Linked DNA regions of Homo sapiens: region 1 is linked to region 2. The links are chromatin loops, found by intact Hi-C in ENCODE. Cell type or tissue: adrenal gland. All regions are shown on one strand. Each heading gives the region's core, and the rest is flanking DNA. Links, peaks and the distances in the headings are about the cores only. Region 1 overlaps NOS2 (nitric oxide synthase 2). Region 2 overlaps KSR1 (kinase suppressor of ras 1).

Region 1 (8,151 bases), core at 5,652-8,151, 150 kb after region 2:
CCTTGGTCTCCCAGACTCCTCAGCTGCCCCTTTCTCCTCACCCCTTGATTTCCACCCTGGTTAGGAGGCCATATTGTTCTAGAAAGAACACAGGCTAAGGAACCAAACTGAATCCAGTTCAAATTCCAAGCTCTGCCATTCATCCTCTGTGGGATCTTAGACAAGCAACTTCACCTCTCTCAGCCTAGGTTTCTTCATCTGTAGAATGGTCATTGCCTGCCCCCCATGGGTGGTTGTGTGGTTCAGTGAGGAGACAGATATCAGAGGTCACACAGTGGCCCCCCTGGGCCCACACCAGGGTCTGTTTGACCTCTGTGTTTTAACAACTTTGAATGTGTTGCCAACATCTAAAAGGTCAGGAGAGTCAGGTATGGTGGTGGAGGTCTGCAGTCCTGGCTACTCAAGAGGCTGAGGCGGGAGAATTGCTTGAGCCCAGGAATTAGAGTTCTGCCTGGGCAACATAGCAAGACCCTGTCTCCAAAAAACTTTGTTTAAATAATAAAATAAAATAAAACAAATAAAACTAAAGAAGGTCAGGAGATACCAATACCACGTGAAAAATGGGAAGATTAGGGTATGCTGGGCCCACATTCCCACAGGGCACCAGCAGCTGGGTGGGAGCTACTATTACCCTTTTGGCATTCGAGGCTGCTCCCTGAGATCAGCGAAGCACACAGTAGGCCCTCAGCAAATCTGGGCTTCTCGCCCTTTGGTCCTCATCTCTGACTTTGGTCCCTCTTTCCCTGACTCCCTCCCCTGTGGGTGAATGGGGAGGGAAGAGCTGGAGGGAGACCGCACCCCTGCACTGCTCACCAGAGCCTGGCTCTTTCCCATCCCATCTTGGCAGGGCCCTAACCCCCTTGCCTCATCCCCCTGCCTGCCTGGTCTCTCCCTCTTGCCCTTGCCTCTGCCTTTCGGCTTCTCCTTGGCTCTATTAATGCTTCTCCTCACTGCCCGGTGCCTTTTGTTTTAACAGAACCCCCGCACAGTCCCTGTTCAGCCTGCCTTCTCCACGGTGCCATTCTCCCAGTCTGTCTGTTTCCCACCCAGGCCCAGGGGGCGCAGACAAAAAGTGAGTTCAACACAGAGGCCCTGGGTGGCCGAGCAGACAGTAGGAAGGACCGAGGGTCTGAGAGGCTGGCCCCAGCCAGCAGGCCACTCAGGGCCTACAGGCCCCATCTTGCCCACTCAAGAGTTCCCTGTCTGTCTGCCGGGCACCCAGAGCTGGGGACCTGGGGGTCTCCCTGAATTCTTCATTCCCCCTTCTTTACGTCTCTCCAAGGCACCAAGAGGCCCGAAGCCACCGACATGGCCCAGGCCTCCGGGATTCCTCACCATGACGACAGGGGTCCAGTTCCCCACCCCCCACACCCAACCACTGTCACAGTGGTTCTTATAAGCACTTAAGTTCTTATAAGTGCTTCTTATAAGCAAATCTGATCACACCCTCTCCCTGCTTAAAAATCTTCACAGCCCCCAGCCCTTCAAATAAAGCCCAAATTCCCCAGCAGGGCATACAAATTCCTCCCAGTCTGACCCCAATCAACCTCGCTGCCTCACCCCTAAACCACAAAGCTCACGCAGCCTCTGCAGCTCACTCAAGGCCCTCTCGGGCCACCATGTTTTTGCATATGCTGTCCCTGGTCCCGGAAGCATCCTCTGCCAGCCTGCCCCCAGCACACGCCTAATTGCCCTTCCATGCTCTGCCTAAATGTCGCTCCTCTGGGAGTCCTCCCCGCCTGGAATATTGTTGGACGCTCCCCCATGACCCCACAGAGTCTGTACGTATCTGTGCCATGCCAGTTCAAAGCACCCCATTGTAACTGTGTTTGCGTTGTCTGTCCCCGTCACTCCACCCCCATCTCCCTATGCCCATGAGGCTTCAGAGGGCCGGGACTGTGCCTTGTTCATTTGCACTCAGTGAATGAATGTGGAATGTGGTTCACACAGCCAGGGAGAATGGGATACCAGCCAGGGCAAGAACAGTCTACTGGGTGGGGCAGGATCCAGGACAAGGAGGTGAGCAGCCCTTCCTCTGGCCACTCCAGTAGTGGGGACTGGGAGGAGGGGCGCTTTGTCTATGCAGTCTTCTTACGGCTCATCACGGTACAGACAGGGCACCTGCCTCCTGCCACGCTGACTTCAGGACTGGTCGAGCCCCAGGGAACATTTGCAGCGCAGCCCAAATTTGGCCCTGGCCCTGGGGAGGATAGAAAGTGTGCTGGATACAGTCAGACAGAACTGGCTGCCACTTTGGATTTGATGCCTTCCACCTGGGCGAGCTTGGGCAAGTTGCTTAATCTTTCTAAGCCTCATTACCTCACCAGGGACACAGGAGCTGAGGCTGCTTCCCTCATTGGAAAGCAGTGAAACCCAGGAATCAGCCCACAGTAGGCCTTCAACAAATACCACTTCTCACCTTAGTGGTAAAATATGGCACTGGAAGTAATGCTCTTGGCTGTGGGAGCTACAGAGAGCAATGAGGTCTCTATCAAACCCAGCCTCCTCTCTCTCAAGAGGAACCAATGGGGATACCCTACCCCCCAACCCCAAAGCCCTGTGCACCTGGGGGTAAAAATCTGGGTGCCACGGGCTCAGGAAGGCTTTCTTGGGAGCAAGAGGGAGGTGGGTGTGTCCGGGGAGGCATTTCTGAGCACAAGAGCCTCCCTGGAGTTTTGCCACCATCTCCTCCCATTCTGTGGTGCCCGCGATAACCACTATTCTGACTCTCCTCACCCCTCCAGCCTCCCGGCGTGTGGCCTGCCAACCCGGCTCCCATTGTAAGTCTCTTGCTTTCTTTTTGGATCGTCCTCATTTTGGCTTTTCTGGGCTCATGGAGGAGGCAGGGCCAGGCATTGGGCCTCTCCCATTGGGAGTGGGGAGGGCACAGGCCAGGCCCTTGACCATCTGCCCGGCCTGGTGAGGTTGGGGGTTGGATGTGGTTGGCTGGCCGTGATGAAACAACCTGAGTTGCCACCCCGTGGGCAGCCACGGAAGACCATGCCCCACATTCACTTCTGTCACCTGCAAAGGGAGGCTAGGCTGAGAGACGTTTCCCCGAGAGGAAAGATGGGCCAGAGCCACCAGCGTCCCCATCTGTCTTCTCCAGGGTTCTAACCTTTGCCCCTCGCTCATCCCCTTGAGAGAAGAGACACCTGGGCCCACCCTCTGTGGGGTCTGTGGGGCCATTGGGCTTGTTACGCCCCCTGGAGGGTGCCTGCCGTGTGGCGCCCTCTGGTGGGAGCTGGTGGTTTTCACACGTGAGAGCCTGGGTGAGACCTGGTTTCTTTCTTCCAGACCCAGACAGTCATCCACACAGTGCAGAGCGCCCCTGGACAGATGTTCTCTGTAAGTCTACAAGTTCTGGTCAGTTCACAGCTGCACAGTGTCCTCCTTCACCAAGAACTAAATTCCCTAGAGCGCTAGAGTTGGGAAGAAAGCGGTTTAGCAAGGAGGATGGGGACACTAGGGGCTGAGTGCTTGGCTCAGGTGACATGTGGCTAAAGCTGTCCTTGGGACAGCAGAGATTCTGGAAGAAGCAGGATTTATCCAGTGGTGGAAGAGGCAAGCCCCCTAGAGACCGGGAGGGAAACTGGTCTGTCTGTCACCAAGTGGGGAGTGCAGTGGCCCCAGCACCCGGATGTGAGGTTCCTGGCCCTGCATCCTGGGTCCCCAGGATGTCACTACCGATCATAGGCTTAAGCTCTTCTCCTGCTGGTGCAAATCAGGCCGGAAGTTTAGCGTTAGTGGGGCTGCCTGCAGAGGGGTTGAGGGACAGGTGACCGTGGTGGAGTCCGGGAACACGGCAGGAAGTTCCAGGAAGGCTAACATGAAAAGGGAGGTGGATGGGGGAGTCCAAGGGCCAAAGGCTCATGAGGTCAGCCTCACAGTGGAGCCCCTCTAGAATGCATGGGTGCGCGTGGGTGAGTGCTCGCGCACACATGCGCTCTCCCATTGAATTTCCTGGTTTCTTTTCAGCAGACTCCCGCCAACCCACCTATGATGTACCCCCACCCCACCTATGTAAGTGATTTCTCAGGGAGGGCGGAGGTTCTGTTTGTGGTGGGCAGGCTGGGGGTGAAGGGCCACTTCGGGGGTATCCACTAGCCTTGCAAAATGAAAAGCGAAGGGCTTTCAAAATGGTAAGCTGAAGGGCTTCAAAGCTTCCCAGCGAATTAGAAGACTGTGGAGAGGAGCTTTCAACCTTAAAACTGTCGTGTCAATACGAGCGCATTGCATGGCTCTCCCTTTTCACCCCACGAGATGAGTCTTTTTGTGTTTGGCCAAAGTTCCTTTCATGACACTAATCTAAGCCCATTAATATGAGGAGCACTGGAAAGTTTTCCTTTGGCTTTTATGGAACCAAGTACAGATATCGTTGGTTTCTTCTTAGCTGACAGCCCAAATTCATGGGACCTGGTACAATCTTCCCTTTTGTGTGGTGGGCTGCCCTGGCTGCCACTGGCTGACCCATGCCTCTCCTTCTGAAAGCCGACGCCTTTTGTCACCATCATTCCGGGAGGGCTGTACCCATCCAAGTCCATCATCCTGTTGGGCACTGTCCTGCCCAGTGCTCAGAGGTAAGCTAAGGGCTCCAGTTGACCTCTGGGAAGAGAGAGCCCTTCAAGGTGATTCCAGCCATTCCCCTGGCTTTGGGCAGGCTGTGGATGACGGGGAGGAAATAAGGCCCAGAACTCAGTGGACAAAGGTCCAGGTGGGCTGCCCACCCCAGGTTCCACATCAACCCGCACTCTGGGAACCACATCGCCTTCCACCTCAATCCCCGTTTTGATGAGAACGCTGTGGTCCACAACACCCAGATCAACAACTCTTAGGGGTCTGATGAGAGGGGCACAGCTGGGGAGAGGTGGGGAGTGGGCAGTGAAGATGAAGCCCCATGCTCAGTCCCCTCCCATCCCCCACGCAGCTCCACCCCAGTCTCAAGCCACCAGCTGTCCACTCCTGGTGGGAGGTGACGTCCTCAGTCCCTCCCCTCTGACCTTTAACCTAACTCTCACCTTGCACCCTGCATCAACCCTTCACCCCCTCCTGGAAAGCCAGCCTGATGGCATCCCACTGGCCTCCACCAACTGACCAGAGTGTTCTCTTCAGGGGACTGGCTCCTTTCCCAGTGTCCTTAAAATAAAGAAATGAAAATGCTTGTTGGCACATTCATGTGGGTTGACCGTGGCTTCTTTAATTCATTTGGAGACATTTTGGAGTCTGTGGAATCGGGCGGCGGTGCTGCTGAGAGGAGTGGGATGGGAAAGCATGGACTCCCTTTGGGCAGGGGGTCCTGACCTCACACCTCCTCCCAGAGGGTCCCTCACAAATCCCACGAGGGTGTTGGAGAAAGCAGGCTGGGGCTCTAGCCTTTTGGGCAGGAGTCTCGGACACAGGAAGGTGGTAATGGGGGACACCAGGAAACAGCCCCATGCCTCCGAGATGGGAGAGGGGCTGGGGCAGAGCCTGTGAGGGCCACAGCAGGGTCAGAGCTGCCTCCTCAGACCTGGCGTCCCAGTGGGAGGAGGTGGCTTGGGGAGGGGGGTCAGGAGAAGCCAACCCGAAGCACCGTCTGGGTGTGTGTTCCATTGTGGGTCTCTCCGGCATTAGGGGTTAGGGCTTGCATAGGAAAAGTGGCTCAGTGTTCATGTGTGGGGTTCTGCCAGCCACTGGGCCACTGCCAGGAAGCCCGACTCTGCATCCAGGTGATGCCAACACATCCTGCTCAGCCCAGTAAGAATCCAGTTCCTCAGGCCCCATAGTAGTCCTCAGAGCAGTGGCACCAGCTGCATCCGGGAGTTTGTTGGAAACGCAGCATCCCGCGCCCCACCCGACCTGCGAGGTCAGAGTCTCTGTTTTCACAGGACCCCAGACGAGGTGCGCACATTAAAGCTGGAAAGCCCTGGTCCGGGAGCGGACTCCTGGCCTTGTTGCTGAGATGCACGGCTGTCGCGCAGGGCATGGAGCTTTCCTGGAGCCTGAGGTTGGCACTGCCCCTTCTCCTGCCCCTGAGATGCTACTGCTAGAAGGGGAAGGTGGCGGGCAAGGGGGTGAAGTCGGCCAGGGCACCCAGGAGGCAGAGGCCAAACCTAAGCTGGGAGCCGTGTGTTGCCAGGACCCCAGTGGCCGCCGCTGAGCTCCTTTTTTGGTTCTGACCAGGAGAAGGAAACGGGGCCCACTCTCCTAAGAAGGCTTCCTTGGCCTGCTCCAAACCCAAGAGGGTCCCCAGTCCCTCAGGCGAGGATGCTGTGGCCCACACTCGCCTCGACACGCTGCCTTCCCAGGGACCACATCCGTACTGGCCAAGGCACAGTCTCGCATGAGACTGGTGGCCCCAGAGCAAAACGCTTTCTAAGACAGTGTCCAAGAAGAAGCTCAAGGCCTTCCTCGAAACACTGGCCTTATGCGACAATCCCACCCTCACCAGACCCCGTTTCAGATACTTTGTGTGGGAGGCAGGCCTGCGCCCCCTGCCCTACCACAGGTCTTTGGACCAGCACGAAGCTCCATCTGCTGCTGGCACACCTGGCAGCCATTTCAGAGGAGCCATGGACTGGCTGGGGTGTCCCTCTGTCGGGGATCTGTCCAGGCTGTGACACCCACCAGCTCCCCACTCTGAGAAGAGCTTTCCCTACAAAACACCCACACACGCATACAGTGTGATTAAAGTAAAATGCAATTCATGTAAATATCTCCATCAAGGAATCATACAGGGAAGACCCAAGTGGCCATGGGGAACAGACTGGGTGTTAGTTTTTTAAATACAGAGGCATAAATAACTGTACACAAGGCAGTTAAATACACAGTGGTGCGATAGCACCTCCTGGTGGTCACTTGAAGTGGTGCACTCAGCAGCAAGTTCCATCTTTCACCCACTTGCCAGGCCTGGCATTTAAGATTTTGTCTCCAAGGGACCAGGGAGGCCCCAGTTTGAGAGAGGAGGCTCCGATCAATCCAGGGTGCTACTTGTTAGGAGGTCAAGTAAAGGGCTTGATGGGGAGCAACGTTGAGGAAATAAGACTTGAGGCTGGGGGATATCACTTTCCTCCATCTCCCCAGGCCCTGTGACCTCAGATAATGCAGAGCTGGCTCCATCCTTAAGTTCTGTGCCGGCAGCTTTAACCCCTCCTGTAGGCCCTCAGAGCGCTGACATCTCCAGGCTGCTGGGCTGCACCGCCACCCTGTCCTTCTTCGCCTCGTAAGGAAATACAGCACCAAAGATATCTTCGTGATAGCGCTTCTGGCTCTTTTAGGTAAAAACAGAGAGCAACGTGTCAAGTCCAGGCTGGGATGAGCCCCTGGGGTTGCCCAGCTTCCCTATCACATGGACCTTCATGAGCCATCTGTCTTCCCAACTGTTATACTTAGATTGTGCTTGAATCTGGTTTAGACCCTAACCCTGCTCAGCACCTGCTCTGGTGCGGGCCCTCTAACCATCTCCAAAGCTTTACTTAGCATACCCATTTCCTGCCCAGCGTTCATCCCCCACCCAAGATACTCCAGGAAGTGTGAGCTCTGAGATAAATATGTTTGGGAAATGCTACGTCCTTTCTTTCCTTCCAGCCTTGAAGGGTCCTGATGAACAGCAGCATACTGAAGGCTCCCAGAAGTCTTGTAGTAAAGCAACGTGTTTGCCTTGCCTTAACTAAGCATGTCCCAGGCTATTCGACCTTGGAATCTTTTTGATGCCAACTGTCTACCGACCCACTGAACACATTTGGGGAAATGCCTGTTATCTCCTCACTGTTCTTCAAACACGCCAGCTTAACTCCCACCCCCGGGGCCTTTGTACCTGCTGCCCCTCCAGAACAGCCCAGAGTGTTTCCTTCAGTATCCACAGGGCTCCTCCTCACCATCTCAGGTTTATTCTCAGATGCCACCTTCCAGCTCTGCCTTCCCTGGCCACCCTATTTAAAATTACACTCCCCAGCGTTCCCTGGGCTGTTTCCTGCTGTTTTTCTCTGAAGCACTACACCTCTTTCTTGTCTGGGTTTGTCAGCCCCAGTAGAATGTAAAGAATTTTTGCCTGATTCATTTACTGCTCTATCCCTAGCACATAGTAGGTGCTCAATAAATGTTCAGTTGAACGTATGAATGTGTCTTAGGGAGAGTATGGAAGTGACAATCACAGGCTTTGGAACCAGAGAG
Region 2 (8,449 bases), core at 3,870-6,369:
CGGGAGTCCCCGCTAGCTGAGAGCAGAGCGGTGTTCCTCAAGGTCTCCTTGACAAACCTTGTTTACTCTTAGGCTCGATGACCAGCCGAAAGCAGATGTGTTGGAAGCTCACGAAGCGGAGGTGAGGGTGACACACACGTGTCCACAGATGGCCCCCCCTCTTTTTTCCCTTCCCCATCTCAGAATGCGCAGGGGGCTTGAGGGTGAGTGGGTTCTGGACTTTGGCAAGGGCTGTCCCAGGCACCCATTGCAGAGGTGCATGTCAGGGAAGAACGATGAGGAATGCAATGGAGCAAGCTTGTCCAAGCTCTGTCTTCCCCACACTCCCCAGGTGATTGTAGCCAGGGTCAAGAACCACTGCCTTGACCCTTGAACAAAAGTGTCAGCCAAGGCTGGATCCCTCCATTGCATTATGGCTTGGAGAATGTTAACAGACTGATTTACTCCTGCCCAGGGGAGAGTCAGAAACTCTGTGTTTAAACAAGAGTTCCAGAAGGATGGATGCAGTGAAATTCTTCTATGCCAGGGATGCTCTTGCTCTTTCCTGGACAATTAGATGTTGCTCACAGGTAGGTATTGGAGTATTAGCATGATGAAGGGCCTCAGGTCACCGGGGCCAGCCGCCACATATTGTGGATGAGGACATTGAGGTCCACTGATGCTAAGTGAGCTGCACAGCAGGCCAGTGCAGAGCTGCAACTACAACCTGGGTCCCCTGGCAGGATGCCTCTCTCCCCTGTTACCTGGCTAGGGCTCCAGGAGAAGGAAGAGACGTCGCAGAGCCCAGATCTGCTGCCCATCCCTGTTCTTCCTGCTCTCCTTTCAGGCTGAGGAGCCAGAGGCTGGCAAGTCAGAGGCAGAAGACGATGAGGACGAGGTGGACGACTTGCCGAGCTCTCGCCGGCCCTGGCGGGGCCCCATCTCTCGCAAGGCCAGCCAGACCAGCGTGTACCTGCAGGAGTGGGACATCCCCTTCGAGCAGGTAGAGCTGGGCGAGCCCATCGGGCAGGGCCGCTGGGGCCGGGTGCACCGCGGCCGCTGGCATGGCGAGGTGGCCATTCGCCTGCTGGAGATGGACGGCCACAACCAGGACCACCTGAAGCTCTTCAAGAAAGAGGTGATGAACTACCGGCAGACGCGGCATGAGAACGTGGTGCTCTTCATGGGGGCCTGCATGAACCCGCCCCACCTGGCCATTATCACCAGGTAACCAAGCCCTAGGACCTCATGCTGGATGGCCAGCTCAGCCTCCCCCTTCCCAGGGAGCCCTGTTTGTGTGGATGCCCTAGAGGGTGTGGAAGTTCTAATAGAGGCATAAAGAAGAAAACCAAAAATGGGGTATAACTTCCTAATCACATAACCGCATTGACACTAAAAAATAAATAAATATGGGCTGGTGCAGTGGCCCATGTCTGTAATCCCAACACTTTGGGAGGCCAAGGTGGAAGGATTGCTTGAGCCCAGGAGCTTGAGACCAGCCTGGGCAACATACTGAGACGCTGTCTCTACAAAAAAATTAGCTGGGCCTGGTGGCAGGTGCCTGTGCCTGTGGTCTCAGCTACTTGGGAGGCTGAGGCAGGAGGATCGCTTGAGCCCAGGAGGTCAAGGCTGCAGCGAGCCAAGATCATGCCACTGCACTCCAGCCTGGGTGACAGAGTGAGACCTTTCTAAGTTTACAGAAGATCAAATGTCCATAAAAGGTACAGAGTGAAAGCCAGTCTTCTCCCACTGCAACTGAGCGCTTCTCCCCAAAGTCAGAGACACTATAAACAGTTAACATTCCTTCTGTTAAAAGGAAGACATTTGCATATACTCACGTTTTTAAACTGTTTATTCCTTTTTGTAAAAATACAAAGGAGAGATCATGCTGGCTCACACCTTGCCTCCTGCACCCGATTGTGGGTCTGAGGTCTACTCTCTTCTAACACCTGCACAGTATCCCCATCACGTAGGCTGAACCCAGTGGTGTGCTGGTAAATGTGTAACAACCAGTTTTGGGGCAGTATGGAGGGAAGCCCTAATTTATAACATCCATCACTTCCTGTGGTGTAAATACTCTCACCATGGTCAATTTCAGACTACCAATGTTATCTCCTGGAGTGGAGTAGAGTTGGGAAGAGTTGTATAATCAAGAGCTGATCACTGGTGGTCCCGTAATTTATTTACAGAACAAGACTCCATCTCAAAAAAAAAAAAAAAGTAGTTAATGAAAAACAAAACAGGTAATTAATTAATGATAAACTAGACAGGGTCTCGCTCTGTCACCCAGGCTGGAGTGCAGTGGCGTGTTCTTGGCTCACTGCAACCTCTGCCTCCCAGGCTCAAGCAATTTTCGTGCCTCAGCCTCCCAAGTAGCTGGGATTACAGCCGTGTGCCACCACGCCTCGCTAATTTTTATATTTTCAGTAAAGATGAGGTTTCACCGTGTTGGCCAGGCTGGTCTCAAACTCTTGACCTGAGGTGATCCGCCCACCTCAGCCTCCCAAAGTGCTGAGATTACAGGCGTGAGCCACTGTGGCCTGCCTGAAACAGGAAAATATTCATTAACAAAAAAATCTTACTTTGTTTAGAATACGCTGAAGAAAAGTGGGACACAGATAAGGAAATCACCAACCAATATTCTCTACCCCTTGCCTGGTTTTCAAAGGCTCTGAGACTCCAAGAATATTTTCCTAAAAACATAGTCCCTTCCTAAGATAGCTCCCTTGGACCCACATTCTCTCTGGGTCCCTCCTCACCCGGGGTTTTAGGAGTTGATGCAGGTGGCGACCCCAGAACTGAAGCTCCTTTTCCAGTAGTCACCTTGACGCCCCTAACATCTACCCCACCCCCTTTCCCTCCTTGCACACTCCTTTATTGTAATAAAAACCCTGTGATCAAGAAAAAATGAAAACTATAATGAGATTCTTGACAGTGAGCCCCAGAGCCTTGATGTTGCCTGTTGATGCCCTTAAATTAGCCAAGTTCTTCCCCATCAGAGTGGTCCTGCCTTGAACCCACCAAGCATGGCTACTCTGAGTTCCTGAGAGCTTTGATGCACTGTTTCCTGTTGTAGGATGGGCAGGCACTGGCTCTCAGGGAATGGGGGTTTGTGTGCGTGTACGTGTGTGGTGTCATGTGTTTCTGCACGTTCAGGCCAGGCCCCAGCAGGACTGGGCTGGGTTAAAGAAGATTTGGCTCACAGTCGAGGGGCTGGAGAGAGTCCTTGCAGGCAGACGGGCACAGTTCTCCCCATGGGCTCCACCAGGGTTGGGGTCAGGCCGCACCAGCCCCAGACTTGTGCTTGACCCCCACCACCCTCGACAGCTTCTGCAAGGGGCGGACGTTGCACTCGTTTGTGAGGGACCCCAAGACGTCTCTGGACATCAACAAGACGAGGCAAATCGCTCAGGAGATCATCAAGGTGAGGGGGTGCCCAGCTGCTGGGGGTGGGTTTCTGGCCGGTTCCAGGGCTCTCGGCTGTTCCTCTCGCCCTGTTACTCCCTGTTAGGGTGGTTTGGGCAGCTTTGCCTCTCCTTCTAGCTCAGGCTCCTCAAGGGTGGGACCCCATCTCTTCCTCCCTGTCTCTGTCTCATTCATTCAGAGCTGGGAGCTGATTGTCCACATGATTAGGCTTGATGGAATTGACTTGGTTGGGAAGGAACTTGGCAGGCTTTAGAGGCCAGTTTCAATCCTGGTCACACCCTTTGTGTGACCTTGGGTAGGTTTAGCCTCTCTAAGCCTCAGTTTTCTCCCCTGTAAAATGGGGATCTTCATATATCCTCCCTCTCTGGATTGGTGTGAGGTTAAAAACGCGATAATCCATGCTGTGGGGTACACAGGAGCCCTGGGTCTGGTGTTTGAAGACAGCTTGACCTTGGATGAGATCATGCCTATGTCAGGTCACCCACGCTCCATGCACCTGACTCATCAGTGTTAGTTCAAATAGAGCATTGGTTAGAAATCACCCACTGCCACCTCTTCGCTTGATAGGTGAGGAAACCAGTCTTCAGAGAAGTTGAGCACTGTGTCCAAGGCCACAGAGTGAGTGAGAATCTGAGCTGAGATGGAGTTCAAACCCCAGATTTCTTAGTCCAGGGCTCCTTCTACTACAGCTCAGACATTAGGAGCACTCAAAGTTGGGGACCCCGCTGTGGGAATGCCTCTCTGTTCCCCCACCTTGAGCCCTTGTCCTGCCTGAGAGCACAGACCAGCTGTGCATATCCTGACAGAAAACCCCAGCTCATTTAGGCCCTTTATGACTGTACACTGATAAATCTCACTGTCCCTGACCCCCCGGCTCCCTGCCCATCACCCTGTTCACACCTCCTACCTTAGCCAAGGTTAACATGGTTGTTTAGAAGCATGGTAACATTAAAAGAGCATAGACCGGTCTGGGATCAGATCTCAGCTCTGCTTCTTCACTGCTGTGTGGCTTGGAGCAAGTGACTTTCCCTCTCTGAACCTCGATTTCTTCTTCTGTAAAATGGGGACAATATACTGCATGGAATTGTGAAGATCAAATATGGGGATTTAGGTAAATCATCCAGCCCAGGGTGGCACCTCCGTCATCGTTGCACATCTTCACTCCTCCTGATGTGTCCTCCAGGGCATGGGATATCTTCATGCCAAGGGCATCGTACACAAAGATCTCAAATCTAAGAACGTCTTCTATGACAACGGCAAGGTGGTCATCACAGACTTCGGGCTGTTTGGGATCTCAGGCGTGGTCCGAGAGGGACGGTGAGTTGGTCTTGAGTGTCTGGGTGGGTTGTGGGTGCTGGATGGGGAAGAGCAGGGCTGAGGTCTGGGCACTTTCACTGTTTGTTGCTGAGCTGCAGCCCTCCCTGCAGGGAAGCCCAGGTCGCTTTGGTCCTGCCCTCGTAGTTCTGGTTCAGAATCAGATTTGGGTCGCGTTTGGATTCTCAGGCCGACTTCCACGGAAACCAGGTCCCCACACTCACATTTGCCCTGGCTGTTCACCCGCTTGGCCAAGGAACCAGGTCATTTCCCCACGATGAGGAAGAGTGTCAAATTTTATTTCCCCAAATCTTGAAGGGATTGGCATAGGGAGAAAGGCCCCTCCCCTCACATCTAGGGGAACCCAAAAGGGAGCATGGCAGCAAGGCTGCAAGGCCAGCCCCAGCCAAGTTTGAGATCCACAGGCAGATCAGGGTTCCTGGTTAGAGAGGCGCCTCATTCTCCAGCAGAGGGAGCTGGGCACCTTCACCAGCAGCTCCCTGTCAATATTTATCCATTCTTGCCCTGCTTTTCTAGAAACAACCGGTCATGACTCCTTTGTAGAATTCCTCAAAAGCACCGGTGCCTTTCCCAAGTGCAGGGTCAGTGTTCTGGGTCTGGGTGTGTTTTCTAAGCTGTGTGTGGGTGTTCTGCCGGCCCTGGGGCAGACCTGTGCCAGGCAGGCCTCTTTGCTGCCTGCTGAAAGGCCTGTGTCCTTGTCCCGGCTTCCTGGTCTCCAGGCGTGAGAACCAGCTAAAGCTGTCCCACGACTGGCTGTGCTATCTGGCCCCTGAGATTGTACGCGAGATGACCCCCGGGAAGGACGAGGATCAGCTGCCATTCTCCAAAGCTGCTGATGTCTATGCATTTGGGTGAGTAGGCCCCTGGTGCCCTGAGGCCAAGTGTGGCCAAAACAGAGGGCCCTGGTGGCCATTGGGGGCAGAGGGAGGCATGCTTTTAGGTGTTGAAAACCCAGGCTCTGGAGTAAAAAATCAACCTTGAGTCCTGGCTCTGCCGCTTGTTGAGTGCATGGTCTTGAGTCCTGGCTCTGCCGCTTGTTGAGTGCATGACTATATCCTTGACCTGGAATAGCTCCTCCCAACAAGGTCATTTCATGAGGACTAAATCAGGTAATTGTGTGCAGTGCTTAACACTGGCTGTCAGCCCCACCCAGCTGATCTGGGAGGATGCTCACCAGAGCTGACCAAGAACTGCTCCTCCCAGTCTGGGGGAGCTGGATATCCTGCCGGCTCTGCTACCCCACAAAGACCTGGGTGCTGACCAGTAGCAATATAATGTGAGCCCGATATAGAAGTTAAAGTTTTCTAATAGCCACATTAAAAAAGAAATGGATGAAATTAGTTTCCCCTGTTTATGTTTTATATATTATAAAACGATATATTTTATTTAACTCAATATATCCAAAATATTATTTCAACATGTAATCAATATACAAATTAATAAGATATTTTATATTCTTTTTTCCTACTAAGTCTTTAAAATCTGGTGTGTTTTCTGCCTAGAGCACCCCTCCATTCAACTGTGCACATTTCAGTCACTCAGTAGCCCCCCTGTGGCAAGAGGCTCCCACATTGGACAGTGTGGGTCTGATGGAGAAAGTCCCATCCCAAGTGAAGAAAGCCAAGGGGACGTAGAGAGGCCAAGGAAGGCTCACCACCCCGGTCACCTGTGCTGTATCTGGGTATCCTTCCCAGTGGGGTGGCCTTGGCGCCATCCTTCCTCCCTGACCTTTAACTGTATCCTTTCCTGAGCACCCATGTGTGCCAGGTGCTGGGCTTGGCAATTTAGTACTCCTCAAACAACCCTGTGACAAGAGACATTAGCCCCACTGAGGTGAAGCAGTTTTACTGGGATCTTGCAGCTAGAAGGTGGCAGAGCTGGATTTGTGCTGAGGTCAGAATGACCACCAAGGCTCCGGTCAAACCTGCGCTGTCTCAGACTTCCCACCCAACGAGAGCACAGGGCCCAGGTCCTCTAGGGCTGGGAGGAGCCTCCAGGAGCCCACTGTAGCATCCCCTGAAGCCAAGTGGGTGAGGAAGGCTGGAGAAGGGTCCTGATCCTCTGGCTGGGCTATGGCTCAAGGGCCCCTGGGCTTGAGCTGGGCACAGCGGCCCAGGAGCTCACAGACATGGCTGGGTCTCTGCAGGACTGTTTGGTATGAGCTGCAAGCAAGAGACTGGCCCTTGAAGAACCAGGCTGCAGAGGCATCCATCTGGCAGATTGGAAGCGGGGAAGGAATGAAGCGTGTCCTGACTTCTGTCAGCTTGGGGAAGGAAGTCAGTGTAAGTAGTACCTGCCCTGGGTGGAGCAGTAGGGCTGGAGGTGGGGTGGGGCATGTGGCATGGCTGCCCTTCACTCACCCACCTGAGAAATGGGGTCGGTGAGGAGCTCTGCCACCTGCACGTGTCTAGCTAGAGATGAAAATGATATGCATTGCCCGGGAATGGGGAAGGAACAGGGAGGCATAAATAAGAAAATATCTATCCTCACCCCACTGCTCACCCTTTTCATTCCTTTCAGTCTTTTTTTTTTCTTAAAGATAATGGTTTTCATTGATTTATGAGATGAAAAGAAAGTAAAGCCCCATGTTATTTACATGAAAGAAGATAATTTTTTTTAAAAAAATCACTGCTGAAAATACAAATAGTTGTGCTATGCTGTGGTATTAAATCTTTCCTCATAATGTTTTTCTTGACTATTAAGAACAAATCAAAGTTTCCACAGCAAACTTGTTTTCAAAAAACCAAGTCTTAATTATAGTGGCCGACTTCTCATTTCTACATGGTTTCTCCTTAATGGATTCTCTGTGTTTGTAAGTTTTGTCAGGCTAAATAAGAGAGAGAGGCTCTCAAAAGATGTTTATTTGGAAATAGAGCGTTGCACTGGGAATATGCATGCCATGGTGAATGGCTTGCTTATTCAGGGAGGTAAAGGAAAAAATGAAGAGGATTACACAATTATTTTGACATATTTAGTAGTTTTCCCTGGCTACAGAGATGAGTAACAAGAGTGATGTCAGTCCAAGGTTAGACAGGTTGTTTGAGGCAGATGTCCTTGTAGGAGTATTTTTGTATAAGGTTGCCATGGCCTTCGTACAAGGTTGCAGTTTTTGCAGTCTTTAGTGGTAGTTTTTGTTATCAGACATACAAGCCCAAGAAGCCTCTCTTCATGGCTTTCCCAGGCCCGATTTGTCAGAGTTTTCTTCACATTTGTGACTCTCTTTTGATTCTGACAGCTTTCAGTTTCCTTTATCACAGCACAGTGATATATAAAGAAACTCCAGGGCTTGGTGTTTTCAGTGCCATCAGTGATAGCCATGTGTCCATGAATCAGATAGGATTGGGACAGAACAGCCTTGATGTTAATAAGCAACTCCAGTCAGTATTTGGGCAGCATAACAATTGAAGTCTTCAGAGGGACCACCCAGCACTTGTCCAGGCTAAGATACAAACAGGCTGTGAGCTTCTTGTTAAGGTCATGAACATTGCTGGCAGGATCACTGTCTGTCTGCAGACTCTGTCTGCAAATTTGCAGTGATGAATTCAACCTCATCGTCCTCCAAGTTCTTAATAGATGGTAATATTTTTCTCAATTGACTGGTGGCAAGCAGCTAGGGCGTCTTCAGAAGGCTCACTCAAGATGACATTATATCTGATCTACTTTATTCCACAGTAGTATATGTCATCTTGTTGAAGTGCAAAATATTTGT

What was found. A loop is a pair of places that touch in the nucleus more often than their neighbours do. Peaks named below come from ENCODE experiments on the same cell type or tissue, not always from the same donor. Only the 100,000 strongest peaks of a DNase experiment are listed, where the experiment ranks them.
Region 1: it touches region 2 in a loop (5-fold over the local background); 41 of 110 quality-filtered maps call a loop at or near these places.

What each region holds. Positions count from the first base shown.
Region 1 is chr17:27,750,105-27,758,255 of GRCh38, forward strand. NOS2 (nitric oxide synthase 2) reads right to left here. Exons shown (of 27, transcript NM_000625.4): 27 at 6,662-7,249. The coding sequence ends at 7,142. It also overlaps the pseudogene LGALS9DP. Among named protein-coding and RNA genes, the nearest start is that of NOS2, 46 kb to the right of the region's middle. RefSeq lists an enhancer at 5,812-6,312. In adrenal gland, for the core only: a CTCF peak has its summit at 6,825 (motif pointing left); a DNase peak (open chromatin) is centred at 6,938.
Region 2 is chr17:27,604,608-27,613,056 of GRCh38, forward strand. It overlaps KSR1 (kinase suppressor of ras 1), which reads left to right. Exons shown (of 21, transcript NM_001394583.1): 13 at 73-121; 14 at 827-1,206; 15 at 3,307-3,403; 16 at 4,589-4,722; 17 at 5,460-5,591; 18 at 6,887-7,022. It also overlaps the pseudogene ITM2BP1. Among named protein-coding and RNA genes, the nearest start is that of LGALS9, 22 kb to the right of the region's middle. In adrenal gland, for the core only: CTCF peaks have their summits at 5,187 (motif pointing right) and 5,386; no DNase peak of the experiment used is centred there; H3K27ac peaks cover 932 bases.